3 separate regions of the Homo sapiens genome follow, and regions 2 and 3 are each linked to region 1. Evidence: chromatin contacts called from ENCODE Hi-C data. All regions are on one chromosome and are shown on one strand. Each heading gives the region's core, a stretch centred on a gene start or an enhancer-like site at or near the end of the contact. The rest is flanking DNA. Distances are from core to core; before and after follow the strand shown.

Region 1 (4,743 bases), core at 1,361-3,860:
TTTGATTAATTCAAATGTTCTGAATTCAACAAATATTTATTGATTACCTACCACGTTCCAAGCACTCTGCACAACACTCAGTATTAACAGATCAGAAATGGTCCCAGATCTTTTGGAACTTAGAGGGTACTGAACACATCCTTCAAAATTATCCTTTCTTTTGTGTGATTCCACGGTCATCAAATGACTTCTGAAATACAAATTCACACTACCCGAAGCTTAGTACCCATAAAACAGTATATTATTATATTAGTATATTGCCAAAATTATTATATTAGTATATTGGCAAAATCAGCCTTCAAGTCAATGTATATACCCTTATTTAAATTAATAAATCATTCAGGTTTGCACATCAGTCTTTTATGAGTTTAGTTGAGTGAATCCTCAAAACTTAATCAATTCTGATTAATTGGTTAGACGTAATTTCTGAAAATTCAAAATACAGTAGCTGACAATCAAATATAGTAATAGACTATTTCCATAAAAAGATCTTACCACCAAAATGAGTCTCTACTTAGTTTATCCTCTAACAAAATGCCTTTATTTCATAATACCCTTCACAAACTGCAATTAGTTAATCCATAAAACTGTTAACAATAAATGAGATACAGCACATGAGTGCTTCTCGAACTTTGTTTTTTGTTTTTGTTTTTTTTTTTTTTTGAGACGGAGTCTTACTCTGTCGCCAGGCTGGAGTGCAGTGGTGTGATCTTGGCTCACTGCAGCCTCCGCCTCCCCGGTTCAAGCAATTCTCCTGTCTCAGCCTCCTGAGTAGCTGGGACTACAGGGCGTGCCACCACGCCCAGCTAATTTTTGTATTTTTAGTAGAGACGGGGTTCACCATGTTGGCCAGGATGGTCTCGATCTCTTGACCTCGTGATCCGCCCGCCTCAGCCTCCCAAAGTGCTGGGATTGCAGGCGTGAGCCACCGCGCCCGGCCTTCTCGAAAGTTAATGTACATACAAATCACCTACAAACATGTTAAAATGAAGACTGATTCATTATTAGGTCGGTGGCAGCCAGTGATGTCCAGGCTGCTGTCCACGGACTACAAGGATACACACCTAGCACAGTGGTTGGCACCCAGACTACTCAGCCCAGTTAACTATTTCCTCCCATTTGTAAATTTCTCATCTCCCTTACTCATCTCACCTTCCTTGGAAGCAAAGACAATGTCTTTCATTTTCGTATCTTTCAAAGTTCTAAGTAGAATGCCTTATCTACATAATGGCATTGAATATATGTATTCTGAATGAATGGCATCCAGCTTTTAACAGTCATTACTTCTATGAGTTATCGACAAAATTGTTTCTCTGAATTTACTTTAAATGGAAAAAAATTGTTCAAAAGCTGAAAAATCAGGAAAGCTCTCAGTTTTTAAAAAACGAGAAATACTGTATTTGTACCATACTCCAGTGCGTTTTTTCTCATGCTGACCTAACCAAGTCTTTTTTAAGAAAATAAATATCCATAATTACCTTGCTAGTTTATCTCCTAATGGCTTTTTTTTTTTTTTTTTTGGTAAAGAACAAAAATAAGCCATCCATTTTTCTGGGAAAGTTTTAAAATTATCCTTTTCTTTGTATGTAAGGGCATCTTCGTAAAGCTAATACCTACAAAATAATCCTGGCTTCTCAGATTAATATTACATAAAAATCACGGTATCCTTGTTATCAATAGAGAGATCGTTGGCAGTTTCATGTGTTTCTTCGCCGATTTTCTGTGATCACCGGAACAAGTGACTAAATATCTCAGGGTTCGTTTCTTCCCTTGTAAATATTAGCTGTTAACCTGACCACACTTGGTTCTATGCTGAGAAAAATGGTTTGAGAGGGTGTTTTGAGCACTCCAGAAAGAAAACAAAGGACGAATATTATTTTCACTTCCTACTTGTTTACCTTTACTGTTTCATGGCTTTTTGGATATTTTTGGGTGACTGCCAACTATCAAACACAATTATTTTTTAGTACCTAAGGGCATGGTAACAAAGGATCGGGTTTTAATCATACCATGAACTGAAAACAACATGAACGGTCTTGCAAATAAACGTAATCACTTTTTGGCTTCTCCGCACAGACAACACATCGATGCCTCCGAACTGGCGACCTTAAGCCTCGAAGCGCAGTCCCGCCTCTGCAGGCGGCCACCGCGCGGGGCTGGGTGGTCCCCTGGGAGAGGCCCGGCCGGCGCACAGCGGTTCCAAGATCTCAACCAGGTTTTGGTTTTTCGTCGTTATTAAAATTGCTGTTTGGGTGTGTGTCTTTTTTTTTTTTTAAGACAAGACACTAGGCCAATTGCGCGGCGCTAGCCGGCGGCGGGGCAGGCATTTCGGAGGACCGGGAAGCTCGGAGGCAGCGGCTGTGACCTCCAGACCGTCCTCCTGCGTCCTCATTAAGGAGGCAAAATGGTGGCCGCGAACGCCATCAGGCTGCGCCAGCGCGGGGTTTCGGCGCAAACAGAGGATCCCGTCAGATTCAGGCGGCCAGAACTCCTCCTCACCCAGGCCACCCCCCGGGGCCCACAGCCTGGACAGCTACGGGCGTGGCGCCTGCGGCACCGAGACCCCAGGCGAGAGTGTGGAGGCGGCGGCGGCTTCCCCGCGACCGTGAACAACGACGCCATTATCAGCACCCCCTGCCGGCGCCTCCGGCGCAGCCCGCGCAGGATGCAAGGCCCGGCCTCCGAGGGAGGGGGAAGGAGGACGGGGCGGGAGGAGGGGAAGAGGGTGAAGAGGGCGGGAGGAGAAAGAAGAAGGCGGGAGGAGGGGAGAGAGAAGAGGGAGGGAAGAGGGGAGAGAGGCGGGGCGGGGCGGGGGAGAGAGGCGGGGCGGGGCGGGGCGGAGCGGCGGGCCGGGCGGGCTACGGGGACGGGGGCAGGGCGACTGCTGCTGCCGGGTGGCCCCCTCCTCAGGCCGCCCTTTCCCTGCGGGTGGGAACTCCAGATGGACGAGGGCCCACCCCACCCGGCGCTTCCCCGTGCAGCCCGGGGTCGCGGCGGGCGGCGAGGGCAGCGGCTCCCCGGCTCCCCTACCTTACCTTCCCTGTCCTTCTCGTCCGCCATCTTGCTGCGGAGCCGGTCGCCTGGGAGATGCCTAACGATAACCTCGGCCGCGGTGTCCCGGCCTGCTCAGCGCCCCGCGGCGAGCCTGGCCTGGAGGAGGGGCCGCTCTGAATCCCGGGGGAGGAAGACCCTTGGGCGGGGCGGGGCGGGGAGGAGGCTCCGAGCGCGCGCCCTGTCCCCGTTTCGCGCCACGACCCTCGCGCTGGGGGAAGACCAGAGGCCCCGTCTGCCACCCGGCCCCCGGCCTTGTCCCTCCAGACCCGAGGCCGGAGCCGGACTTGTCCCGGGCCTAGCATGTTGCTTCATCACACGGTCCCCAACCCCTCCTTTCCCTTATTTCTCATCCATTTGGGGACAGCACGCGCGCGCACACACCCCTCGCCCCCTCCTGTCCTGTTTGTGCGACGTGGCGTTGCTCGATTTTTGTTGTTAACTGCAGATTTTGAAAAGCGCCGGAGAGCTAGGTGAAGAGCTGGGCTCCCAAGGGGGTGATAGAACCAGCCCGCGGCCCGGCCTCCTCCTCCCGCTTCCCATTCGCAGCCCGCCTCCCGCCGGGAAGCGGCCCGGCTGCTGCAGAACGGCCGCGCCTGCCCTCCCGGTTTCTCCCGTCCAGTCTTCACCGTCCTTTCCCAGAGAAAGCGACAGCACAGCCTATGACAACCGAAGCTAAAACGGAAAAACTGGGCCGGGCGCAAGAGGAAACCAGAGCCATTCGACTATTGCTAGAGGAGAGGAATAGCTGCAGGAAAACATGCGCAAAATAGCACAAACATTGCGTCGTCAAGGCTGCAATGTCTAATACAAAATAGAAGGTTCTCATAGCAACAAAAACGTGCCCATGTTGTGCTCAGTATTACATGCGTTAAAATGTTCTTAGTTGTGAAATTTGACATGACCGCTAGTTAAAGTTACAATGGAAGTTTTAAATCCCGCTTTCCGAAAACTTTGCAGCTATAGCATGAAGTTAAATTTTTGTCTTATTTTCTGGATAAGTTTACTATACTGGAACATAGTAAAGCTCTTTTTATAAAGAGCTTTGAATAAAATACCTAATGATGTGGTTGAAACGAACACCTATTTTCAAAACTAATCTTAAGTGGTATTTCAGTGCATATGTTATGTAAAAGCAATTTATAAACTAAATTTTAAGAGCCTTCAAAATACAAGGTACTCGTATTTAATGACTTAACAGTTTTAATGCTTTTATTGTTTCTATAATCTCTCAGGAAATCCTAAAACTGACTATATTTTTCTTTATTAAAATAACTTTTTCTGTAGAAGATACCCATTTGGCGCTGTGATCAGCATTCTACTTGAAATTGAATATAAACAACTGAATCATTACAAAATGGCTCATGTTAGAAGATACTTAAAACGAATACAATCTTGTACAGTAAATGTTTAACACCCCAAAATAACGAAAAGTAATTATTAGCATTCATTTATATCTAAATCTCAGTCAATATGATCTAAATATTTGTGTTTAAAGACTCCCCCTTTCCATATAGATAATGAAGGGCTTTGAAATAAGTGTAGGAAACCCTAAGTTTGGTCTCAGGCTTCCTATTCATTCACTATGCTTTTTCGTGTGCTGTTTACAGTTTCCTTTTTCTGGAATGCCTTTCCCTGCTTTTTTCCCCCGCCAACATTTCAGCTTCCCACAGACACACATTTGTGCCCTCC
Region 2 (4,743 bases), core at 1,471-3,970, 2.4 Mb before region 1:
CAATGGCGTTATATTGCAGAATCGCTGATTTATTATTTGATTCCCCTCCCAACTCCTTGGATCATTCTTCTATGGTCTCCCCATGGATCGAATAATCATTGGCACATAGCAAACATTTCATAAAAACAGATACAATTGGCAACATTATATTCATACAAACCTAATACACGCACACACTGGGCATGATGATGGTGCAGTCCTTGAGCAGGGTTTACAGGCAGGATCCTCTTCCCGATGCTTCACCCGTGGTATCTGATACAACCCCACTTCATTCAGAGGCGAACACCTTCCCCACGGGCTCCTGTGCCCCCACCCAGCTCTATGCCATCCCTCTCCTCTCACTCACCAGCCCACCTTGCTTCGCACCGCTCCCCCTTAGGGCCTTTGCTGTCAAGGTGGTCTCCATGTGTCAAACAGGGACTCTGACCAACTACTTCATCTCAAATACCACCTTCACAGTAAGGCCTGCCTGCCCTCCTCTTTAATACCATGACTGTTACCAGCCCCTCCCCAGCACTCCTGACTTCCTGATGCCTCTCCACTTTCCTTTTTTTCTGTAGCACAGATCAAAGAGAGCAGGTCATGTTACTGATTTTGCTTCCTCCAATAGCCAGTTGTGTTCACAGATGTACCTGAGCACCTGGAAGGCTGGCTGCCTAGCACTCATGAGTGTACAGTAGGTACTCGGTATAGGTTTGCTGAATGACTGAATCTTTGATCCTGCACAACCATCCAATGAGGTAGACAGCATCATCCCTGTTTTCTGGATGAGGAAGTTGAGGTACAGAAAGGTTATGTAGGCCTGAGGTCACCTGGCTAGGAATTCATAGGGCAGGATTTAATCCGGGTGCCTGAGTCCAGAACCTTGACTCTGAAGCCCTGTTTTGAGCTAAATGCAGCAGCAGCATAAACAGCCCGTTTTGTGCCTCAAAAGGTGAACAGTGGGAGGCACAGCTGGGCAGGGACGTGTCAGGTCAGGGGAAGAAACTGAATTGGGTAGTGGGGATTAATTGGATGCTGTCTGCCAGCAATTTCTGCCTCCTGCATTTTATCTGCTTTAGGGTTGCAAGGGGCAGAGCTATGAACACGGATGCCCACTCAACAGCCAGTTCCTGGGCCAATCAAAGGGTTGGGAGCTGTAGCACCAGAGCTCTGGAACCCCACAGACTAGGATGTTTGCTAGAGCACCTAAGCCCTACCAGCCTTTGATGACCCCTCGGTTCCTCCCAATTCCTCTCCTCCATGTCACGGTTCCTGGCTGGTGTTCCTGAGAGTGGGCTGTACATGAGTTCTGTAAATGCCAGTCCAGTTACGTCAAAGGGGGTGGCTCTCACTTGTACCTGTAGGCTCCAGCTAAGATCTGCGTGGCCCTGCCCGGCATCTGGCTGTCATCCGGGAAACAATCACTGTTCACAAACAAGGGCTTCACTCCTTCGCTCGCTCCATCTCCTGCTAAAGTCAGAATGTGAACACTGACAAACAGCGGCTCCCAGTAACTCTGCTAGTCAGAAGTGATTATTCCAGCAGTTCAGAGGAGGAAGTGGCGGTGCCCAGGGCCACGGGATTAGAAGAGCAACGGAGCTAAAGGATCCCGTGCCTCAGTCCAACCACCTTGTTCCCACTTACTCAGCCGGGCCACTTTCTTTGGAGAAACTGATTTCCTTCTGCTTGCCCTTGAAAGGGGATCCGAAGGAAATCGGAGCTACCGGCAGTAGCTACCCTCCGGAAGACGGAGAATCTTCTCCACCTTCTCCTCTGCGTAGGAGAATCCAATTTCGGTGCAGAGCAGATGGCGAAGGGGCCATGGGAATCAGACCTGCTCAGGGACCGGGTTCGCACTTTCTCTCAAGCTCTGGAGCCTGAAAAATGAGCATTCCCCGGGGACGACCCATGTAAGAATTTGGGCTATATTCAGCATAGTGCAGCGGCCAGCAGCCCTGTCTCGGGGTGGGGTCCGGAGGCCCCCATTTCTGCTTGCCCCTCACTGCCACATAACCTTGGGTCAGAGTCCCTCATCCTCTCCCTCCGCCACTGTGCACAGCTGCAACCGTGTTCACTTCAGCGAGCAACGAGCCCCGTGACCCCCACTCAGGGTCAGGACTCACCGCAGCCCCTCTGCGCAAGCCCCGAGGCTCTGCGTGGCCTCCGGATGCGCGGCCTTTCCTAACCCGGGGACTCCGCACGTGGGCGCCAGGCCCGGAAGGCGCGGATGTGAGCGCTACCTTCGGCGTCCCGCAGCGGCAGGAGGGGCTGGGCGGCCCGGGCTTCGGCTGGCGGCGGGGGGGGGGTCGCAGGGGAGTCTGAAATGAGGCGGCCGACGGCGCGCGGGGCCTCCTCTCTCCGCTCCATCCCGCACCCCCAATTCCAGCTTCCATCCCCAGCCGCGACTCCCGGTCGGCCGTTCCGGGCGTCCACTGGCCGCGTGTCCTGGGGGCGCCAGAGAAGGAGAACAGCGGAGAAAAGAGCCCCGGGCCGACCTTCCGGACCGGCGGGCCCGCGGGGAAGCCCGGGCGCGGCGACGTGGCTGACCCACAAAGCCCCCGGCCCGGCGGCCAGGCCCAGGCGCGCGCGGAGCGGGGCGGGCCGGGGGTGTCGGATGTCACCCCCAGCGCACACCTCGGCCGGGGGGCGGGGGAGCGAACCACTGAGATGCGGAGACCTCCCCAGTCCTAGAGCGGAGCAGGAAGTGTCCCAGGGGAGGGAGCCGGAGGGCTCCGGCCTTTCCTTTCCTCGGCGTCCGGCGGGCTCCCGCGGCGGCCAGGCCTGCGCCGCCCGCCAACAGGGACGCGCCGCGGCGGTGAGTGCACCCCGGCTCCCGCGGCCGGCCCCGCCCCGCCCTCCTCGGCCCGCGCCCGGCCTCCGCGGCGCCGCCTCCCAGCCCAGAGCCCAGCGCTCAGGAAGGTGCGGGCGGGGGAGAAAGCAACACCATTGTTTTTCAGGCGCCTCCATTTGCCCCCGAGCCGAGCCGTGGCTTTCCGGATGATCGGGAGACGCGGTCTGGACGGGCCGGGAAAGGAGCCGGGCGCCTGCGGAGACCCCGCCTCAGCGAGTACGCCCGGCCGGGCGGGCTGGGAGGATGAGGACGGCTGCCCTGGACTTCCGCCGCCACAGGAGGGTTTTCGGCCGGACGCCGGGAGGGAGCTCCAGGCTGTGAGGTGAGGAGCCCGGAGCCGGCGAGACGGGAGACGCGCGTGTGAGGGAGACCGAGGGCGCGGAGGGCGGGCTCCCCCTTCCCTGGCCCACAGCGACCTTCTCCTTCCCTTTCTGCCGATCCAGCTCGGTCCCTCCTCCGCGAAAGGCTGGGAGCTCGCTCCGCCCCTGCGGGGCCCTCCTCCGCCTCACTCACGTTAGTTCATTCATCAGGCATCTCCTCCGAGCCTCCGACGCGCCAGGTGCCGCCGTGACAAAGACGGACGCGGCCGTCTGGTTGGAGACGATCCGAGTGGCAGCCCGGGTGGGCGCCGGTGCTCGGGGGGGCGGGCCTGAGTAGTCCTGGGCGCTGCAGGTGTGTGATGGGCGCCGCAGGGGGCCGCCGAGCAGGGCGGGCGGGGCCCACCCCGGGCTCCAGATGCCGGAGCCGCCCTGGAAGCGATCCGGTGGTGGGGAGCGCTGTAATGCGTCCAGCCCGACGCCGCCACGGCCCCCATATGGGTTTCTGTGTATGTTGTTACTTTGGAAAGCAAAGAGATTCAGAGCAGTGGGTGTTTCTGGAACCACTCAGTTGTTCCGTAGCTTTTCTGGCATCACTTGTCTTTCTGTGAAATGGGAGTGAGGCCCGAGTCCCCCTTCCCACCTTGTGAGCTGTTGGAGGTTAAGACGCGGCCACGCTGGACAACCTCGTGCAGATGGGGGAGTGGCAGGCACTGCCGGTCCTAAGGATCACAGAGGCCTGATGGCAGAGAAGGGGACTGTGAGTGTCCCCATGTGCCCTTTCACGGGCCCAGCGTTCTAAAGTGGGAATCATAAACACCAGGTATACTGGTTGCTGGTCTCTTGCCACCCTAGTTGTGGCAAAAGTGTCGGCTAGTTGTCTGCACACCAGCGGGGAGGTGTAGGGACCCCTGAGTCCCACCTTGGGGGTGTGGCAGCTGCAGTGTCCAGGGGTTCTTTGAGGGCTGAGCTGTGCAGTGACGGACCCACTTTTCTGTCCTGGCCGAGGAAGGGCTTTGGCGAGTGTGCAGTTGCCTTCAATGTGGTTTGAAGAGGGCAAGGATAGAGAATAGGGTGGAGGCGAGGTTGAAGGTCAGGGCAGAATTGGCAGAAGGCTCATAGGAAACCACTGATACTTCTAGATGCAGTGTTATTTGTCCCTGGTAGACTGCATGTAGCTGTCTCATGTGATGTTTTCCCTTGCCTCCCATTGCAGACTCTGCTGGGCAAAGCTGATTCTGGCTGGGTTGTCCATCCAGCACGCAGCACCATCAGCCCTCTGCCACCAGAAGGGTGGATTTTCCATTCCTGGATGTGCTTGAAGGCTCATCCGATGCATGTCTTTGTCATTCCAGCTCCATTTGTAAAGGTCTTAATAACAAGAACAGTGACTTCGGCTCCGGAGCTTCAAGATAGTGGCCTGCTTGGCCTGCCCATCTCGGATCTCTCCAGGAGGACCCAGCCACCCAAGGTACCAGAGCGTCTTGATTACATCTGCATGTGGCGCTGTTGGTTTCCTGGGATGCTCAAAACAGCAGTGTCACGTTGAAATGCCACCACTTTCTCCCAGATTTCCTGTCTTGTTCATCCAGT
Region 3 (4,743 bases), core at 1,452-3,951, 2.2 Mb before region 1:
AAATGTCTTATCAGCAGACCTATCTTTATGTCACTTGCTTTCAGAATAAGAGGCTATTTCAGGCACAGCAGTTTTAGTCTGTGTTAAAATCATAAGCAGCCTAAAAATACCCAAAAATGATGAAAAGAATTTGCAGATATATGGAATACATTTTATGTTTTCAAAGTCTCCTATGATGAAAAATAAATAATGTGTTGTTTGGCTTTGATTTCCTAAACTCATTCCTCAGCTATTTTCCTAAATATTCCATATCCTTCCAACATGCTTCTGCAGTTTCTTGAGGGATGTTATGCCAATGATAAACAGTACCATATGGGCACAAATATCAAAAGAATTCTGCTTCAACAGCAGAAGTATAACTCTCCAGAACCTTGAAGACCCAGGGCAGTTGCATGAGTAGTATGGTCTATGGAGGTACACAGGCTTTGGAGTTACAGTTGATTCTGTATCCCAATCCAGCTGCTTAGTAGCTGTGGGGTTTTGGAAGTTTCTTGACTAGGAACACTTATATAAACCTCATCTGCAAGAAAAGGCATAATGATACTGATTGCAAATATTCTTCATTCCTCCCTGTATACATGTCCTTTGCAAAGTGCTTTTATAGCTGCTCCCTTCAAGAGGCAAAATCTGTATTTCAAAATGTTTAGAGTCTTATTTGCTCTGGTCAACAGAAAACTGAACATATAACAGTGTGCTAGTCTGGGACCTAGGTTCAAAACTTGAGTGCTTTTGTTTTTCTTTCAGAATCCTGTTATCTCTATGATAATAAGCACACATTAACTTGCTGGGGAACGAGATACCACACGGAGAAGAACGAAGGTGCCCCAGTTGACAGGCAACTCACCCCTAGAAACAGCTGCAATCAGCATCTGCCCACACATGTCTGAAGGATCCCAGCTGAGACCAAAAGAATTGCCCAGCTGAGTTTAGCTTAAATTGCTGACCAGCCGAATCATGAGCTAGTAAGTTTCGGTGGTTTGTTATGCATCACTAACTAACTAACACACACACCCATTACAGACAGGATGTCAGAATTCAATGAGAGACTGATTACTAGTTACCTGCAAACAGTAGGCACCCTATAGGTATTGATTTTCTTTTCCCTTTATTTAAATTTGGATCTCTTGTTAGACGGTGGTGAGTTATGTAGAGATACATGTAGATGTGTACACGTGATTGGTGCATAAACTCACCCAGTCTCCCACACCATAGGAGGAAAAAGACAACCAATAGCCTGTTTATTAGCGCCAAGGCCAAATACCAATATCAGAAGTTTGTTTAATCTATTTTCTGTATATCTAAACTTTGGAAGTCAAAGCTGTGGAAGACCTGAAGACTGGGGATTAGGTCCTCCTGGGGGCTCCATTGTTCTTTTTTTGACTGTCTGATTTTTGGGAGGAAGATGGACAGCAGGCGGGGCAGCAATGGTCTACCTGTGGACACTCTCTTTTTGCAGCCCTTGCTCTCTCTAGGGCCCTGTCCCTTCAGCCTTTGGCCTGGGGAGAGACGTTGATAAGGAGGACCGATCTTTCACTGCTGGAAGGAAATGAGGGTTCAGACCGTTCACCTCCCTCAGAGCTGCACGGCAGTGTGACAGCCACTGGCCATGTGTGAGTACTGAGGGCCTGGAATGTGGCTGAACAGAGACGTGCTGGGAAGGTGAAATACAGAGTGAGTTTCACAGATTGACTACCGAAAATTATATAGTTCATTAATATATTGATGAATATTGAGATATTGATCATACATTGAAATGATAATATTTTGAATATATTGGGTTAAATAAATTATTACAATCAGTTTCACCTGTTACTTTTAATGTTTAAAAGGTGGCTACTAGGAAATTTAAAATTCACACGTGGCTTACATTTTATTTCTTAAAGGATTGCCTCCCTTTTTGAAATTTCAGGCTGCCTGATCAAACTACCAGAGGCCAGAAAGGTCATAAAATCTGAAATGTTAAAATCATTGCCATTATATTGTTTTCATTTGTGAATAACATATATATATTATTTATAAATGGATATAACCTTATACAAAAGGTTAAATGAAAATGCCCCCTGGGCTGGGCCAGGCCCAGCGCAAGCAGGAAGCCCTGCATGAAAAGGCTGCAGCCAAGAACCTGTCACTTTGTCGCCCTCAGCCCAGCGTCCGATCACATCCTCCGTCACTCAGGGACTGAGGGGGCGGGGCCTGGAGCCCTATCCAATCAGGGGCGCTGACGTAGGAACCGTCCAATCGGGCGTGCAGCCGGACAGAAGGGCGCGGCTTCCGGGATCTGGCGGGGCCTTCGTCTCTCCTGCCAGCCTCAGCTGGGTCGTCTTCTGTGCTCGGCGTGCTTTGCTCGGGGAAGCTCAGGTGGCCGCCACAGCCTCTTGCCCTCTGACCTGCAGGTATCAGGAGATCCATAGCTAAGCAGCCTGGACACCCGGGAAGCTGGGAAATGGTGAGTATGTGGGCGGGGTCCCGAGGTGGGCAGGGGGCTGATGGAAACGGGCTGGAACTGGCTGTGGCGGCCCCAGGCCTCCCCACAGCTGCCTCCGGAGTCTGCAGACCCGAGACCCCGCTGGACCCGCCCGGCCCTCAGCTTCCCCTGGCCTCAGGATGTGGGCTGGGCCGCCAGCCTCACCCGGCGTCCGGTCCGCTTCTGCGCTCGACTTCCGCCCGGCGCGTCCCCTCGCTGGCAGCTGTGCGGTGGCGACGGCAGGGGCCTGGGGGAGAGCCCCGACCCAGGAGGAGCCACTGCGTGGGAGGAGCTGTGGGCTGTGGGGTCCCAGGCCCTCCTTTCTCCTGGTAAAAATGAAAAGGGAATCAAGGTTTAAACGTTAAAGAGATTATTTGAGCAAAGAGCTGTTCATCAATGCAGAGCGCCCAGTCATGGTTTGTGGGTGCTTGGAGCAAAGGCTTTTGTAAGGGGCATAAGGAAGCGAACCAAATTCAGAACTTGGTTACAGTTACAGTTGTGGAGTCGCCTTATGTGGACTGTCCAGGTGGAAATTTCCTGGTTATTTAATGAGAGGTTAATTGGAGGTTTGTGGTTGGTTCAGGCTGAAAATCGTTTCTTCCTAAGGTAGTAATTTACAAGACATGTATTTCAGTTAGATTTTTTTCCTTAGGAACCGATGGTCCTAGTGCTACTTCAGTCTAATTGATTGCTAGTTAATTATTTTAAACACTCCAGAGGGGGACTGGTTTTCCACTGCGTTTCCAAATGTGTGGCAAGCACGGTCTCACATCCACCATCCTGTCCCCCCAGCCTGTGTGTCCTTTATTGTACATTTCACACACAGTGTTTTCATCATTTTTTCACAGAGCATTGGATGGCACTTTTTTTAGACATCTGTTTTCTGTTTGTAAACATTTTATGTGAGCAGAGAAGAATCACCTGACACACTGCTTTAAAAAAAATCTTTGTGTCTCTTCTTTTATCTTCCCCAGGCACAGACACCTTATCGGAATGTCTTTGGTTTGAGGTTCTGCTTTGGAAATTTTACAAGGTCATGTGTCCTCAGCCACCCTCCAGTCTTTTTCTGTGCCTGGGTTTCATAATTGTCTGGGGGTGACCCATCTCAAGGCATGTTTAGTGAACATTAGCACGTTGTTCCTTTCCTCCCAGAGGACAGCCTCAGTGATGGAGGTGGAGCCTCTTAAGGGAGCAGATGGATGCCCTGGGGCTGAGAGGAAGCTGGTCCTACCCTTCATTTACAAAGCTAACCCCTTAGGACATGCAGATTGTCTTCACCCAACTCCAGCGTCTGTTCCTTGGGGACACATTGCTGGTCAGCCAGTTGGATGCTGATATTGAGAAGAAAAAACAGAAATGATTTCTGACATCTGGATTCTCTCAGACTTGTGAAGGGGGAAAAACTGTTCCAAAGGACAAGGAAGACCCACTGCAGTGAGGGGGCGCGAGAATCTGCAAAGTCAAGCCACTTGGGGCACCCAGTGGGGCACAGTGTGGTGGCTCCTGGGCAAGGCGGGAAGGTGGTCAGTGAGCAGTATGGAAACAGAGGAAGGTCCCAAGTGATAGGACGGCCTGACTTGGCACTTGAGTCAGATTTGTCTGTGTTCCAATCAGCATTGCCACTTCCTGGGTTTTACACCTTGAAACATTTTTTTCACTTAATTCAACCTTAGTTTTTTATTAACTGTCAATTGCATTTTAACAGTAGAGTTTCAAAGGTAAGAAAATGTTTAAGAGGTGGATTTCAGAAAAGACATTACATATATAGTCAAATATTCACTTGTTAAAAATTCTGATTTACCTTTTTCTTCCCTAGAGTATAGTAAGTTTGTCAGGCCTGTTCCTTTTTAGGGGTGATTTTAAACAGAATCCCAGGGCGTAGCTGTGGGAATGCTACCAGGGAAAGTAATAGGGAAAATCCTCTTCCAGTATGGCTATAGGAAATGAATACATTTCCACAAAAAAAGTAGTAGATTAATTGGTGAATTACATTGCTTCATCAAAATATTAGTTCCTCTTTTTTGCAGGGTAGAGGACTTGTGGAGTTGATATCTCTATTATCTAGATGTCTGAGTTTAATACTGAATTTTACAAGATGGGACTTGGCATCTCCTAGATATGTTCATATGTGATTGTTTACTGAATGATTTGAATTACGGAAATAATGTGACATGTTTATTGTCTGAAACTGATAGAGAGTTTTGCTTTTTCTATTGAGGTATACAATGTAAGTGCCTTATAATTTTATTCTCTTAAATAAACACTGTGTTTGAGTGATT

What was found. A loop is a pair of places that touch in the nucleus more often than their neighbours do. Pooled maps may share reads with other maps.
Region 2: a map of ovary shows a loop between it and region 1 (10-fold over the local background). The contact joins the promoter of ZNF496 here to the promoter of EFCAB2-AS1 in region 1. A Hi-C loop is called at or near these places in 1 of 168 maps with a recorded cell type or tissue (ovary), 1 of 37 single-sample maps with no recorded cell type and 14 of 50 pooled maps.
Region 3: a loop to region 1 is called in a map of naive thymus-derived CD4-positive, alpha-beta T cell, with 33 times the contacts of the local background. The contact joins the enhancer-like site here to the promoter of EFCAB2-AS1 in region 1. A Hi-C loop is called at or near these places in 1 of 168 maps with a recorded cell type or tissue (naive thymus-derived CD4-positive, alpha-beta T cell), 1 of 37 single-sample maps with no recorded cell type and 10 of 50 pooled maps.

The regions. Positions count from the first base shown.
Region 1 is chr1:244,968,736-244,973,478 of GRCh38, reverse strand. It overlaps EFCAB2-AS1 (EFCAB2 antisense RNA 1), which reads left to right and starts at 2,610. Exons shown (of 2, transcript NR_111907.1): 1 at 2,610-2,667; 2 at 3,500-4,743. DRC8 (dynein regulatory complex subunit 8) reads right to left here and starts at 3,797. Exons shown (of 8, transcript NM_032328.4): 1 at 3,436-3,797; 2 at 3,036-3,150. The coding sequence starts at 3,060. It overlaps LOC124900416, which reads left to right and starts at 2,909. Exons shown (of 4, transcript XM_054328428.1): 1 at 2,909-3,153; 2 at 3,155-3,224; 3 at 3,227-4,743. The coding sequence starts at 2,942. The coding sequence ends at 3,493. RefSeq lists an enhancer at 2,135-2,504 and silencers at 2,675-2,764, 2,775-3,134, 3,145-3,324, 3,595-3,734.
Region 2 is chr1:247,329,844-247,334,586 of GRCh38, reverse strand. It overlaps ZNF496 (zinc finger protein 496), which reads left to right and starts at 2,720. Exons shown (of 10, transcript NM_032752.3): 1 at 2,720-2,797; 2 at 2,940-3,155; 3 at 4,506-4,621. It overlaps ZNF496-DT (ZNF496 divergent transcript), which reads right to left and starts at 2,533. Exons shown (of 3, transcript NR_168399.1): 1 at 1,341-2,533. RefSeq lists silencers at 746-1,040, 2,153-2,632, 2,763-2,872, 3,443-3,682 and an enhancer at 2,546-2,840.
Region 3 is chr1:247,208,394-247,213,136 of GRCh38, reverse strand. No RefSeq gene overlaps it. Among named protein-coding and RNA genes, the nearest start is that of MIR3916, 8.7 kb to the right of the region's middle. RefSeq lists silencers at 2,079-2,338, 2,479-2,688 and an enhancer at 2,173-2,672. Within about 2 kb of position 2,701, at least 35 of the 41 ENCODE cell types and tissues checked have a DNase peak (open chromatin) inside an H3K27ac peak, as active enhancers do.